Linked DNA regions of Homo sapiens: regions 1, 3, 4 and 5 are each linked to region 2. Evidence: chromatin contacts called from ENCODE Hi-C data. All regions are on one chromosome and are shown on one strand. The core of a region is the stretch at or near the end of the contact, and the rest is flanking DNA. Distances in the headings are between cores, read along the strand shown.

Region 1 (2,700 bases), core at 63-2,562, 1.4 Mb before region 2:
CTTCTAGGCTCACTGCAACCTCTGCCTCCCAGGCTCAAGTGATTTTCGTGCCTCAGCACCCCAAGTAGCTGGGACTACAGGCGTGCACCACCACACGCAGCTAATTTTTGTATTTTTAGCAGAGATGGGGTTTCGCCATGTTGGCCAGGATGGTCTCAAACTCCCGACCTCAAGTCTATCCGCCGATCTCGACCTCCTGAAGTGCTGGGATTACAGGCGTGAGCCACCGTGCGCAGCCAATAAGAAAGTTTTTAAAAAGGGAAGTCATTATCCACTCCTCTCAGTCAGATGCATTGGCTTCTGGCTGTCTGGGTTGTCTAGAAGCAGATTCCGTGCAGGCTGAGCACAGCAGGGAAAGGGCTCCGTTAGATGGGGGTTGAGTCTTTGTTTCACACTGACTCATCCCTGCATCCTGAGGCTGTTGACTGTGTAGACTCAGCCCTGGCATAGGTGAACTGGGGTCAGGCCTGTGGTTCTCACTTGTAAATCTGAGATAATCTATAAATGGTTTTCTCTCTGGTTTTCTTTCCCAGTAGAAGCGGTTCTTTTGTTTTGTTTCTTGTTCTTTGTTTTGTTTTTTTTGTTTTTTTTTGGAGACAGAGTCTCACACTGTCACCCAGGCTGGAGTGCAATGGTGCAATCTCGGCCCACTGCAACCTCCGCCTCCGGGTTCAAGCGATTCTCCTGCCTCAGCCTCCTGAGTAGATGGGACTATAAGCGCACGCCACCACGACCAGCTAATTTTTTATATTTTTAGCAGAGACAGTATTTCACTATGTTGGCCAGGCTGGTCTCGAACTCCTGACTTCATGATCTGCCCACCTCAGCCTCCTAAAGTGCTGGGATTACAGGCATGAGCCACCACACCCAGCCTAGTAGAAGCAGTTCTTACAGAAAAGTTTCTATTTGCAAGAGAGGTGACTCAAAACTTGATAATTGATTTTGTTTTGCTGTAAATGTCTTTAAACATTTTTAAAAACCCTCTAGAACTTTGGAGGGGGAGGCTTCCCTGCCTGGGGCTGCAGACTGTGGTGGGGGCTGCCAGTCACATCAGTGGGGGCTGGGCACACCCAGGACCCTCCAAGGGCTCATTTCTTACCCCAGGGTCAGGGTAAGCATCTTTGGTGACCACAGTCAAGGTGGGCTGGAGCCATAGGTTCTATTTTATTCTGAAACATGCCTGTGAAGTGCACCCGGCCTGGGGAGTTGGAATTACTCATGCCCAGTCAGTCAGCTACTGAAGATAAAAATCAGAACAAAAACTAAAGATGCTTGGGGTTGTGGCGTGGTTGAATAGCTAAGTCACACTTCATCTTCTTCCACTCTCAGCTCAAAGATCGAAGGAAGACCAGAGTCTGACAGTCATCGAGTCTGACGCACTCCCACTGCAGCAAAAGTTTGAATTCCCCTCTCCAGCATTCTGGCCACCGAGTGGTCCCTGCTGTCCTTGAGGGTCTTTGGTGACAAGGAACTCACCTTCCAGGGAAGCCTCTTCCACCCTGGGACAATTCAGATTATGAAAGGACACTCAGATACAGAGCTGAAACTCTCTACCTAATTGTTCCTTTTGGGTTTCACAGAAAAAAAGAAAAAAAAATTTTTTTTTGAGACAGGGTCTGGCTCTGTCACCCAGGCTGGAGTGCAGTGGCATGCTGTCAGCTCACTGCAACCTCCGCCTCTCTGGCTCAAGCAATTCTCGGGCCTCAGCCTCCCAAGCTGGGACTACAGGCACACCCCACCCCACCCAGCTGATTTGTTGTATTTTCAGTAGAGATGGGGTTTCGCCATGTTGGCCAGCCTGGTCTCGAACTCCTGGCCTCAAGTTGATCTGCCCACCTCAGCCTCCCAAAGTTCTGGGATTACAGTTGTGAGCCACCATGCCTGGCTGGGAAAAAATTTTTTTTGTTCTTCTTTCAATGGACAGTTCTTCGAATATCTGATAACAGTTTTCAGAGTCTCCTCCAAGCTATAGCCTCAGTCCTTCAGGTAACCCCTGTGACGTGTCTCGAACCTCCCCAGCAGCCCTAGTGGCTCCCTCTGCATGCAGTCCAGGCTGTCCCCATCTCTCTTAAAGCCTGTGAGCACAAAAGTCCAGTTTTCCGGGTAAGCAGCCTGTGGCTGCTAATACTGCATGGTGCTTGGCATCACGTAGGCAGCCATAGCACTGTGGAAGAAAGGAGAGAAGTGGAGTAGAGAAGACAGGAGGGAGAGTGGGAAAGAAAGGGAAGATGAAAGAAAAGGAAGGAGGGAGGGTAGATGGCTTTCAGCCAACATCTGCATGTCACTTCTAGCAGAGTTGCTGCTGTTGCCGTCTCCCCTGCCTGGGCTGGGCTGGACTGGGCTGTCCCAGACCCTGTCCCCAGATGCCCCCACAAACTTGCTGCTATTCAAAAGGCTGGCTCTCATGGAGTCCTCAGCATACCTGCTCCTGCTCCTTCTCCTGGAGAACTGGGCCCTGGAGAGAGCACAGCACACAGAGGCAGCTAGGAAAGCTGACAGCCTCCCCGCCCCATTCAGCACCGTACCCCAGTACTTAGAGCTGGGGCCCCAGGAGGGATGCAGAGGTCCAAGTTTGGGCTCCAGAAGCTGCTGGCCCAAGGCAGTCAGTGGCTGCTCTGGTTCCAGTTGTGTACACACTTCAGAACTCACCCCCAAGCTTCCACAGCACTTTCTAGGGCCAAGAGAAAACAGACAGGAAGA
Region 2 (2,700 bases), core at 1-2,500:
ACCTTTTGGTGCTACCATGCTATGCATTGAGGGTCCAGGATGTGTAAGGCACTAGCACAGCACCTGAGATATTTTTGAGTGGTGGGGCAGAGAATGTGGTACAAAAAGATGAATGAGGCTGGATGCAGTGGCTCACGCCTGTAATCACAGTGCTTTGGGAGGCTGAGTGGGGAGTATTGCTTGAGGCCAGGAGTTTGAGACAGCACTGAGGGTCCAGGATGTGTAAGGCACTAGTACAGCACCTGAGATATTTCTGAGTGGTGGGACAGAGAATATGGTACAAAAAGATGAATGAGACTGGATGCAGTGGCTCACGCCTGTAATCACAGTGCTTTGGGAGGCTGAGGGGGGAGGATCGCTTGAGGCCAGGAGTTTGAGACCAGCCTGGTCAACACAGCAAGATTCTGTTTCTTACATTAAAAACAGCAACAACAACAACAACAACAACAACAACAAACAACCACCCATGAACAAGATCTAAGGAGTGCAGGGAAGGCAGTGGGTGCCTCTCAGCACACAGTGAGGCTGGTGCGCTGAGAGGTTTCCCCTCATTGGGATTTCTTTGTTCTCTTTGCTATTCCTCCCATTCAAGCAACCCTTTCTCTGCTCTTCCCTAGGTAAGGGGTGTGAGAGCAGAAAGACAAGCAGTCCTCTTTCGGCTGCAGTGACCATTGGGGTGCTCTGCCCAGGTCTCCCCGCTAGCTGCAGTGACAGTTGATGATGGCCATGGCAGAGCCCGCACTGGATGCCCCCTCCTGCTGCAGGGAATGGCCTCTTTTCAGGTCATATCCCCCAGGTTCTGAAACTGACCGAGGAAGGAACGCAAAGGCTCGGCCCTCTTGCCTCAACTTGGGACAACTCTGATGGGCCGTCCCAGCTCGAGAGCGCCACTTAGGATTGGCTGGGGGTGGCTCCAAGTGTAGCCTCGTTGCAGCCAGCTTCAGCTTCTGCAGCATCCTGCCTTTCTCACTTCTTTACAGGAGAATCTCCCGAGAACACCCTCTGATCAGCACTCTGCATGCAATTTCCATCTCAGACTCTGTTTCTAGGAAGACTTTCAGGCAGCTGACACTGGACGTGGTTGTGAGTTGCAGGCCCTAATGAAAAATTGGAGAGGAAGCAGGTGGCCGGCTGATGAAATGATAACCAGAAGGCCTGTGGGCTTGGGTGGCTGAGGCTGAGGCTACTGAGTGTTGAAGAGAGAGAGGCAGAGGCGCAGGATGACTCATCACTGGTTTCAGGCAAACTGTGAAAGCCAGAGCACTTCCTTGGCAGCATTTAAGAAAACCCCGATGATCTGCAGCTGGAAGGCAGGTTGGCTGGAGGACCAGTCTGAACCCTGAGTAGGTTAAGTTCTCAGTCCTTCAGACACAGGGCTCTAATGGGAAAGAGGTGAGACCCTTACACTTAGGGTGGGAGCCCTGGACAGTTGGGAACCCTGAACACTTACATGCCCCTGAGTCCCCTGGGCCTGCAGAAATGGCCTATTTCTCATGTCATGTAGAAGATTGTAGACTGCTTGAACCTGGGAGGCGGAGCTTGCAGTGAGCCCAGATTGCACCATTGCACTCCAGCCTGGGCAACAGAGCGAGACTCGGTCAAAAAAAAAAAAAAAAAAAAGCAAGACTTTCCTTTTCTGAAGATCATACAGAGGTCTCAAATGAGGTAGGTATCATACAAGACAATGCTTGACCCATCAGGATCTACCCTCATCTTTCCTGTTGGCAAAACCAAAGAATAACAAGAACCAAATCTCAGCACAGCCCGACTGGGGATGAGCTGGGCTGGCTTGGCCAAAAGGGGATATCAGGTGAAGGAGCTGTGGGGTCGAGCTAATATGTTGCAGAGGACCTGGGAATATATTCATGGGATTGGATCAAAGAGTGTAGATATAAAATCGAATAAGGTTGAGTTTATTGAGAGGGAGCAATCTAGGTGGTACAGGATTAAGCATCTTGGTCAAGATCCCTGGAGAGAATGCTAAGACTCAACTCAGATGTTGCTTAAAAGCCTAGAGAAAGCAGTGACCCACACTCAGGCAGATGGTGGAGAGAGGGACCAAATGGCTCAGAGAAGTGGCCATGCTGGAGTGGACATGCTAGCATCCATGGTGCTGACTATCTTCACGAGATGGCCTGGAGGACTTCCCATGTACAAAGGAATGCACTGGTGAGAGTGGCCCCAAAGTCACTGAGCTCAGGAATGGCTGTGCTCTATGTGCCAGAGCTGATGACAGATGATGAAATCACAGAACTGGCTCCTGGTAGCAACGGGGATGACAGGATCCTGGGATTACAAAGGCCAGGTGGTATGCTCACCATTGGATGCAAGGCAGAGGCCATGATCACAATGAGAGGCAAGATCAGTGGGGCACCCAGGGGGTTCCTGCCCTGCAGAGAGCTCTCAATAGGCTCATTGTTTTAGGAAGGAGATAGATGGGCACCCAACAAGGGCAATGCTTAATTTCTACAAGAAAGCACGTGTGGATTACCAGGAGGTACAAAAGTCAGGATCTTTTGCCTAGTTTCTTGAATGGAGCTAATTCTCAGCCCCAGAATCTGTTGACTGAAGGAGGAGCAGAGCTCTTCCCAGGAAGGATGGTACCATATTACAGCAGGTGCATTCAGCAATAATTCCCCCACTTCTCTCCTAAAGGTATCTAGGACATTTATTTAGGCAAATGCACACTGGGGAAAGACG
Region 3 (2,700 bases), core at 173-2,672, 1.2 Mb before region 2:
TGTGACATTGAGCATCTTTTTATATATTTGTAAGTAATTTGTTTTATATTTCTGTAAACTGCCTTTTTATCTCTTTTGACTATTTTTCTATTGAATTTGTCTTTCTAACTACTGAATTGTAGCAGTGCTTAGTATATTAAGGAGATTGGTTCATTGTCATGTGGTTATTTTAGGCAAATTTTTAATGCAAATTAATTTTTCCTAGCTATTGCAATTATCCTTAGGTTATTTTTTAATGACTTCTTTTTATTCGATTTTATGTCAGAATATTATAGTATTGGTTATTAGCTTTCAACTTACACCAAATTTGAGCAGATTGGTAATATTAATAGCTACAGTTAATCAGGTACTTATTTTCTGTAATTTACTGGCATTTTACATAAGTTATCTCTAAAAGTGATTCCTTTTTTGAAGGAACAAAAAAAAAAAAATTAAGGCTTAGACAGCTTAGTAACTTGCCCAAGATTACTCAGCTAGTAAATGACAGATACAAGATTTGAACAAAGGTTGGACTCCAAAACTTGTGTTATTTCTGCTATACTGGTGGAGAGTTTGGTGAAGAAGTGGATATAGTAGCAAGAAATAAGTAGGAGCGAAGGAAGAGTGAGGAAACTATAAAATGAAAAGAACTCAAAGTTTAGCTTTTTGGGTTTCTTTGGATTTGAAGTGGCCTGTAGAATCCGTATTCTAGAGGCAAAAACTTCCATAGCCTTACATATTTCTCTTTCAAGTTTCGTAGATGACATTGATTCCCTAAGAAAATATTAAATCGTAGCCACTTGTTATCTTTTCTCTGTGTAAGAAAGCAGGGAAGTATGTAATTTATTTTACAAAGTTTCCATACTAAATATTTAATGGGAAATTTATCTAACAGTCTATGGAATTTTATACCAGGTGTTTTAAAATAGGTTATTTCCTTTAATCCCCAAAACCGTTCAGTTATTAGGTGATATTATTTCCATTTGTAGATAAATACTTAGGATTCAAAGATTGAGGCCAAGGTCGGACAGTGAGTAAATGAAAGTAGGACTTAAGCCAAGTTTGTCAGACTCCAAAGCCCATACCCTTTCTTTTCTATCATATTGCGTCATTAAAGTTTAAAACAAGAACAAAAACAAAGATAGCTGAAGTAATCAGTTTGTATCAGGGCTGAATTAACTCTATGAAACCCCTCATTACTTGATGGTAAATGAGAAGATTCCGTTTTTCGATAGCAGTGGAAGGCAAAGTAATTTAAACCAAGATCATTGCATTAAATTTGGATGTAACTATTAGAGGTTGAAAAAGCATAGAAACACTGAGAGGTTGTATGAAGAGTTGAAGTAACTTAAGAAAAAAAGAAACTTGTTTAAAATTTGCCTTACAAGTTTCATTTCCTTTTTGTTATAAATCAAGAAATTATCAGCTAGGCGTGGTGACTCACACATGTAATCCCAGCACTTTGGGAGGCCGAGCTGGATGGATCATGAGGTCATGAGGTCAGGAGATCGAGACCATCCTGGCTAACACGGTGAAACCCCGTCTCTACTAAAAATACAAAAAATTAGCCAGGCGTGGTAGCAGGCGCCTGTAGTCCCAGCTATTTGGGAGGCTGAGGCAGGGGAATGGCGTGAACCCAGGAGGTGGAGCTTGCAGTTAGCCGAGATTGCGCCACTGCACTCCAGCCTGGGCGACAGAGTGAGACTCCGTCTCAAAAAAAAAAAAAAATCAAGAAATTATCTTATTTTTAAATAACGAAAAAGCTGCGGAGTATATACTGTTTTGATACTTTTTTGATGTTGCCTGAATTTTTTTGGAAAAAGTTAAATGTTTCTCCTAAAAGTGAAATATATCAGATTACTTGAGAAGGTCTAGAACTGATAAAGAAATGAAAGTGATATACCTGACTAAATGGACCATTAAAAATGGTTAGGGTAATAATGTTAATTCAAACTGGTTAGCTGGTCTTTAGTTACTGTAAATTCTTAAGTCAAAAGTCAGAAAGATAAAACGTTAAAGAAATCTGTAAGAAAATGACTTCACATAATTTTGGGAGGATAAAGTAAAAGAAATTTTGACATTCTGTTGGACGTTTTATAACTCAAAAGCTAATATTGGAAAATCAAAAAACATGAATTTTATAATCGCTTGGTCTTTATCTTTAGAAAAGATTCTTAATGTAGCAAATGAAAAATGCAATTCCACTGATTTCTTTCTGAAAAGAACATTAAGTAATGTTGCAACTCTTAGCTTTAAAACAAAATAATAAGACATTTATAATAAGTATGCTTTTGAAAGTTCTCAGCATAACTGGAGGGAAAAATCATAACTGAGAATGTGTGGGAAGATATGTTTTAGGATAGCAGAAGAAAATGTTCCAAGGATTTACGAAATAATGTTCTATTGTCTTTTCCCTTTGACCATTAAAAAACCACAAGCAAACTAAAATTACCTTGTTATGCTCAAAAAGTTAAAAATATTTGTTGCCATGGAGATAGTCCCAGTCTAGATTTCTTTCCGGTAGTTTAAAGACTTTTGCAATCCCATGGGGAAGTAATATATTTTCAGTACAACAGCTGACAAAATTTGTTTCTGTGGGTGAGATGAATAATATACCTTTCTTTGTCTTTGGTGTTCATGGACACATTGAAAGACTATAAATAATACTTGAGAAAGTCTTGCTCACCACTCCTAGTTTTCATGTAAGGATGGAAAGTCATA
Region 4 (2,700 bases), core at 140-2,639, 1.3 Mb before region 2:
GAAACCAGATGACATTATTATGGTACACCAAAAAAGCCCCCCAAAAACCGTACTCAACTGTCACATTCTTATGGAATACAATTTTTACAGATTGTATACAATTTGCATGTGAAATTCTGCTTACTTTTTGACTAGGTATGCCACTAATGGGTATGTTTAATAAAGATATTTTATACTTCAGATGTACAGACCAGGTCCGGTTAATTTTAGCCAACAATGTATTGTTGAAAAAGACGCTGATATTTTACTGCGGCAAACCACCATTAACATAAATTTTAACCACAGTTTGAGTATTTTATTAGGAATAAGCCTTGAAACTTGAATAGGACTAGTATTCCTAACAATTTACCGTTTCATAATAAAGGCTGTCTCACTCTTAAGTGGAAAACGTATTATGTCCTACTTTTATAAACTTTGGTTGAACTAAATAAAACAGCAACATGTACCCAACGTTTTTAGACTGTTTTATTCAGTACCATAAACATTCACTAAACTATACAGAGCTAAAATCATGCAAAAGATTGCAAAACAAACTGCCTTGGGAAATTTCCAGTCTAAGCTAAATGGACCAAGTATAGGATTGAATTTTAAGAAGTTGGTGGGAAGATTCCAGCTCTTGTACTCACAGGTAAGGTCCTAGGATTCTATTTGTTGAAGTGTCTGCAGACCCTCTCCCTACAGCAGGGGCGTGGAGCAAATGTGCATTCAGGAAGTGCTTATTAGTCCCCCCAAAACCTTTTTCGTGACGACAGACGGATGGAGGCCTCAGACGACTCCGGCAGTAGGACCCTGAACCAAATGCCTGAGCTGCGCTCGAAAGGCTCGTCTCGCAGGAGCTGGCGAGTGGCACGGGCTTCGGTGGCCGGGCTCGGGGCTCGGGGCTCGGGGCCCGGGGCCGGGGGGGGCGGGGGGTCCGTGCCCAGGGCACTCTGTGGCTCGATTCATGTCCCCGCCCTCCCACCTGAGCACACTGGGCAGAGAGCCTGCGGCATCGGGCCAGTCGCGCCTCCTCGTCCGCCCTGGGCAGGTCGCTGGGCCCCAGGCCGCTTTCTACAGCTCCTTTAATAAAATGGACAGCAGGGGTCCTAACCAGACGTGGGCATCAAGACAAAGGAGGCGGCCAGACGCGCTTGAGGGCCTGCTCGCTAGCTCCCGCCCCCCCATTCCGCGGTCACCCGGGGACAGAGGCCAGGCCGGACTGGGTGGAGTTGGGACTCATACGTCTGCGTCCAGGAAGGCGCCGGGCGAGCCCCAGCTAGACGTGACGGGCGGGGCCGAACACGGCAGCGGACCAGAGGCCCGCGGCGCACCGGCGTGGGGCGGGGCAAGCGGAGCCTCCCGGGATGCCGCGCGGCAGCCGGCTTCCGGCTGTGGGTGGTGCGGGGGACAGCGGCGGCCGGAAGCTGGCTGAGCCGGCCTTTGGTAACGCCACCTGCACTTCTGGGGGCGTCGAGCCTGGCGGTAGAATCTTCCCAGTAGGCGGCGCGGGAGGGAAAAGAGGATTGAGGGGCTAGGCCGGGCGGATCCCGTCCTCCCCCGATGTGAGCAGTTTTCCGAAACCCCGTCAGGCGAAGGCTGCCCAGAGAGGTGGAGTCGGTAGCGGGGCCGGGAACATGAGGCAGTCTCTCCTATTCCTGACCAGCGTGGTTCCTTTCGTGCTGGCGCCGCGACCTCCGGATGACCCGGGCTTCGGCCCCCACCAGAGACTCGGTAAAGACCCAGGGGAGTTGGCTTAGGCCGGCGCCTGGAGCGCTCGTTTGAGGGAAGAGCAGGGGAGCTGGGTCTATCAGGTGTTTGGGGGCGGGGTATTGGCGATGGTGGCGCGTCCCTAAGTTTTCAGTGTAGAAGGGGGTGTGGCTCTCGGAGTTTGGGGAAAGAATAAAGGAGATGGGCCTGTCTCTGAGTGGGAAAGGGCTACTGGACGGGCTCCATGTAGTGACTGAGCGCCTGAGAGGGGTTTGCTCCCTAGCTTTGTGTTCGGGGAGGGTGTTGGGAAAGCGGTAAGGAGTAGGGTGGCTGGATCTTGTTTGGAGAGGGAGATGTGGTCAGGGTTCTTGCCTTAGTAGGGAACAAATCTAGTGTTGTGTGTTCCTACCAGAGCCAGAAAGGAAGGGCCCAAAGCTCCAGAATTCTTCCTGGTCCTCGAAGGAGGGAACTAGAATTTCTGCTGTAGGAGGTACTTATGCAGTAATCTCGTTGGGAGGCGGAGACTGGAGTTGGAGTCTTAAGAGTTGTGTTTTTGCGAACATCCTAAGCACGTTCTTGGTTATTTCAATTGTAGCTTATTGGAGGTGCTTGGGAGATGGGGGGAGGCGGAAACCTGGTAAGCCAACTCGTGATGCTGCCACTATGAATGCTTTCCTTGCACTTTTAAACAAAGAAATTATCAAGAGTGACGAGTTTGATGAATTTAGAGGCTAGAAAGTAGAGGGTTCCTATTTCATTAGATTTTCCAGAGAGATTGGATTTTAAGGATGGAGATGCATTAAGGGATCTGAACTTTGGTGGAAGTAAGTTTGCGTGAACTTTTAGTGTATTTTAAAATCCTTTTATCTTTCAAAAATTGACGTGTAAGATACTTTAATTAGTAATAAAGTGTGAAATAATGTTTTCCCAGTGTGTGAAATTGTAGGCTTGCATGGTTGTACTGGTTCCCAAATTTCACCATGATACCATGTGTAGTATTTTTTTTCTTTATAT
Region 5 (2,700 bases), core at 100-2,599, 2.0 Mb after region 2:
GTGTTCTGTTGGAAAAACTGGACTAGTGGGGTAAGAATGGGGGTTCCTCCTTCCACCTCCAGGTAATTCAGAGGGTTCTCTGCCAATAACTTTTTCCTAACTGAATCTATTGTAACTCAGAATATTTTTTTTTTCTAAGAGTAAAGTTTTGGGCCAAGTCCTACTTTTTGGTGGGAATATCTGTGGACAAGTGGAATCTTGAGTCTTCTCTTAAAACTAATTACTTGGCTATTGTCCTTTCTACACAAATGCAGGGAGAGCCCTGTGCTACTGTTACAATGATGTCTCCTTATTGGGCTGAAAGCACTGTATGAACCATCTTGTCAAAAGTGCTAATGAGTGTATATTTATATTTTCAGGAGAGTATCAAGGGTTCTTTCTTCCCTTGATCTTTTGCACAGAATTAAATAAAACACACCTGGGAAACATACTTATAGAACAAGGTTGAATTTTCTCTATTTAAAAATTGATTTGAGAAAGAAAAGCATTTAAGAAGGAAAGAAAAATAAAATCAAGGAGTTGATTTGAATTAGAATAAAGAATATTGTCCTGAACGTCAGATCACATGTGCTTGATGATCAGCTCACCTCTGCCCTTTTAAAGGCTTTGTTTCTAGGATATCAAGATGCATCAGACGCCATGTCAAAGGCTCCCAGAATTTGAGACTTACATCTCAAAGGCTGTCACATCCCCTGTCCTGCAGATTTCTTATAGAGAACAATACCTGCCTTATAAGACTGGTTCTGGTAAGTCCTTTAATTTTTGGTGTCCAATCAGTTACTAGTAGATGCCAAACCTTGAGTTCATGTTTTAGTTACAGACTTCAGCTCATACTTTCTCAATTATAACACTAAGAATCGTCCTTTGGATAATAACGCTTATATCAAACCTAGAGACTACGTAAGCACAACTTTTCTCTTTTACTGTTCTATTCACAGTTAAAATATCTTTGTGTGTGTGTGTGTGTGTGTGAGAGAGAGAGAGAGAGAGAGGTGGGATAGAGAGAGAGGGACAGAATGAGAACAAATCTGGATTTGTCAAGGAAAAAAATGTTCCATGGCAAAGGAACCATGAGTTGACCAATGGGTACCGATATCTACTGTACACAAAGGATCGAAGCCAGTCCTGAGGGCTAGACGGGAGAAAACATCATAGTGACCCTAACCTGTATTTAAATGTATCCCGTAGAAGTTAGCTAGACTGCAGCCAGAGCAATACAGTGAGTAATCACCAAGTCATGTTTCTGAACTCACATGACTCCTCTGAAACATGTGGTGAAGATATTTGAGGCATTATCAAACACCTGCAGATTTTCAGTTCCTCATTTCTTGCTCATGTGATTTATTAACAGTTCTGCTAATGCAGATAGAATGCAGCCTCAAATTACAGCAGAGGAGAGGGTTGAATGCTGTGCAGCCTATGCTATTCAGAGTGCAGAATATCTGCAACCTAGTTGATCATTTTTGAATCATCAGCTCCATCTTTTTGTTAAATTAACAATTTAACAGCTGCTTTCATCAAAGTTCTTTTGTGTCTACCAACACGATACTGTAATTTTTTTTCCTAAATGCAATTTCCAAGATCATTTCTGTCTTTTCAGTCCCAGATTACTGATTTGCATGTTTGATCAATTTGTATACAAATGTTCAAGAATTTATAAACCATCTAGGGAGCATGAAACACCCTCTAGAGCTCTAGAGAATAATTTGATCCATCTCATCATTCACTTACTTAAATTTCTTTTTCATTAAGAACAGGTGATGAATGAAGGCAGTAAAATATGACTGAGCTTAGGTATACTGTTTCCTAAATAGGAAATATTGTAAACCAAAAGATTTTCACAAAATTCTAGTAAGTGGGAATATTGAAAATTGAGTCAGATTTGTCATAGAAAACATATTTTTTTCTTTTTACCTTTTGTGTTAGTCGGCTTGGGTCACCATACCAAAATACTATACAATGGGTGGCTTAAACAACAGAAATTTATTTCTCACACTTCCAGAGGCTGGGAAATTCAAGATCGAGTTGCTAGCCAATTTGTTCTCTGTCAGGGCCTCCTTCTTGTTTTGTAGATGGGCACCTTTTTGTGACATCCTTGGTGCATGCAGGCACACACACACACACACACACACACACAGAGAAAATGTTCAGGTGTTTCTTCCATTGGACCAGAGCCCAGGACCTCATCTAAACCTACTTATTTCCCCAAGGTCCCATCTGCAAACACTGTCGCATCAGGGGTTAGGACTTCAAAGGATACAATTTGTTTGCAACATCTTTTATAACAACTCAGTCTGCAACACTTCTCATATCTCCAACAATATTTAGGCTTTAATTTATTTTAAAATCATATTTCTAAGCTATATGCATAATAGTACAGCCTGAATGTCTTGAGCTCAAAAGAAGACCTTTAGAAAACAATGCACCTAGATTTTCAAGGAAAATCTATGCTACGTTTGTGGCAGAAGCCACTTGAATTGGCTGATACAAGTTTCTTTCTTGGCTACTGGATCTCATTAGAACCAGCTTCTCCAGATTGGAATGACCTCCTTAAGGGCCCTGAGTATCATCTTCTGTGTCTAGTTAAATTGAGGAGGAGGCACAACCTACTACGTAGCCTTTGCAATCAGGAACAATCAGTCCCCCTTGAGCATTCCTCAGAACAGGAACTGTTCAAATCTGCCCTTTCTCTGAGCTTGT

The links. Hi-C counts contacts between places; a loop is a spot of excess contacts on that map. Pooled maps may share reads with other maps.
Region 1: a loop to region 2 is called in a map with no recorded cell type, with 11 times the contacts of the local background. The contact joins two enhancer-like sites. A Hi-C loop is called at or near these places in 2 of 37 single-sample maps with no recorded cell type and 3 of 50 pooled maps.
Region 3: a loop to region 2 is called in a map with no recorded cell type, with 5 times the contacts of the local background. The contact joins two enhancer-like sites. A Hi-C loop is called at or near these places in 2 of 37 single-sample maps with no recorded cell type and 2 of 50 pooled maps.
Region 4: a loop to region 2 is called in a pooled map, with 5 times the contacts of the local background. The contact joins the promoter of ADAM17 here to the enhancer-like site in region 2. A Hi-C loop is called at or near these places in 3 of 37 single-sample maps with no recorded cell type and 5 of 50 pooled maps.
Region 5: a pooled map shows a loop between it and region 2 (9-fold over the local background). The contact joins two enhancer-like sites. A Hi-C loop is called at or near these places in 7 of 37 single-sample maps with no recorded cell type and 3 of 50 pooled maps.

What each region holds. Positions count from the first base shown.
Region 1 is chr2:9,654,228-9,656,927 of GRCh38, reverse strand. The region is part of intron 3 of LOC105373418 (a long non-coding RNA gene); the gene reads right to left. Among named protein-coding and RNA genes, the nearest start is that of YWHAQ, 25 kb to the right of the region's middle. RefSeq lists enhancers at 1-139, 97-598, 650-749, 1,380-1,619, 1,943-2,052. Within about 2 kb of position 1,312, at least 6 of the 41 ENCODE cell types and tissues checked have a DNase peak (open chromatin) inside an H3K27ac peak, as active enhancers do.
Region 2 is chr2:8,300,706-8,303,405 of GRCh38, reverse strand. All of the region lies in intron 2 of LINC00299 (long intergenic non-protein coding RNA 299), which reads left to right. Among named protein-coding and RNA genes, the nearest start is that of LINC00299, 26 kb to the left of the region's middle. RefSeq lists enhancers at 1,015-1,074, 2,180-2,700. Within about 2 kb of position 1,250, at least 17 of the 41 ENCODE cell types and tissues checked have a DNase peak (open chromatin) inside an H3K27ac peak, as active enhancers do.
Region 3 is chr2:9,538,118-9,540,817 of GRCh38, reverse strand. All of the region lies in intron 2 of ADAM17 (ADAM metallopeptidase domain 17), which reads left to right. Among named protein-coding and RNA genes, the nearest start is that of ADAM17, 16 kb to the left of the region's middle. Within about 2 kb of position 1,422, at least 14 of the 41 ENCODE cell types and tissues checked have a DNase peak (open chromatin) inside an H3K27ac peak, as active enhancers do.
Region 4 is chr2:9,554,519-9,557,218 of GRCh38, reverse strand. It overlaps ADAM17 (ADAM metallopeptidase domain 17), which reads left to right and starts at 1,389. Exons shown (of 19, transcript NM_003183.6): 1 at 1,389-1,710. The coding sequence starts at 1,614. RefSeq lists silencers at 465-759, 731-950, 1,181-1,470, 2,085-2,379.
Region 5 is chr2:6,344,325-6,347,024 of GRCh38, reverse strand. No RefSeq gene overlaps it. Among named protein-coding and RNA genes, the nearest start is that of LINC01247, 30 kb to the left of the region's middle. RefSeq lists enhancers at 776-825, 1,306-1,355. Within about 2 kb of position 1,349, at least 2 of the 41 ENCODE cell types and tissues checked have a DNase peak (open chromatin) inside an H3K27ac peak, as active enhancers do.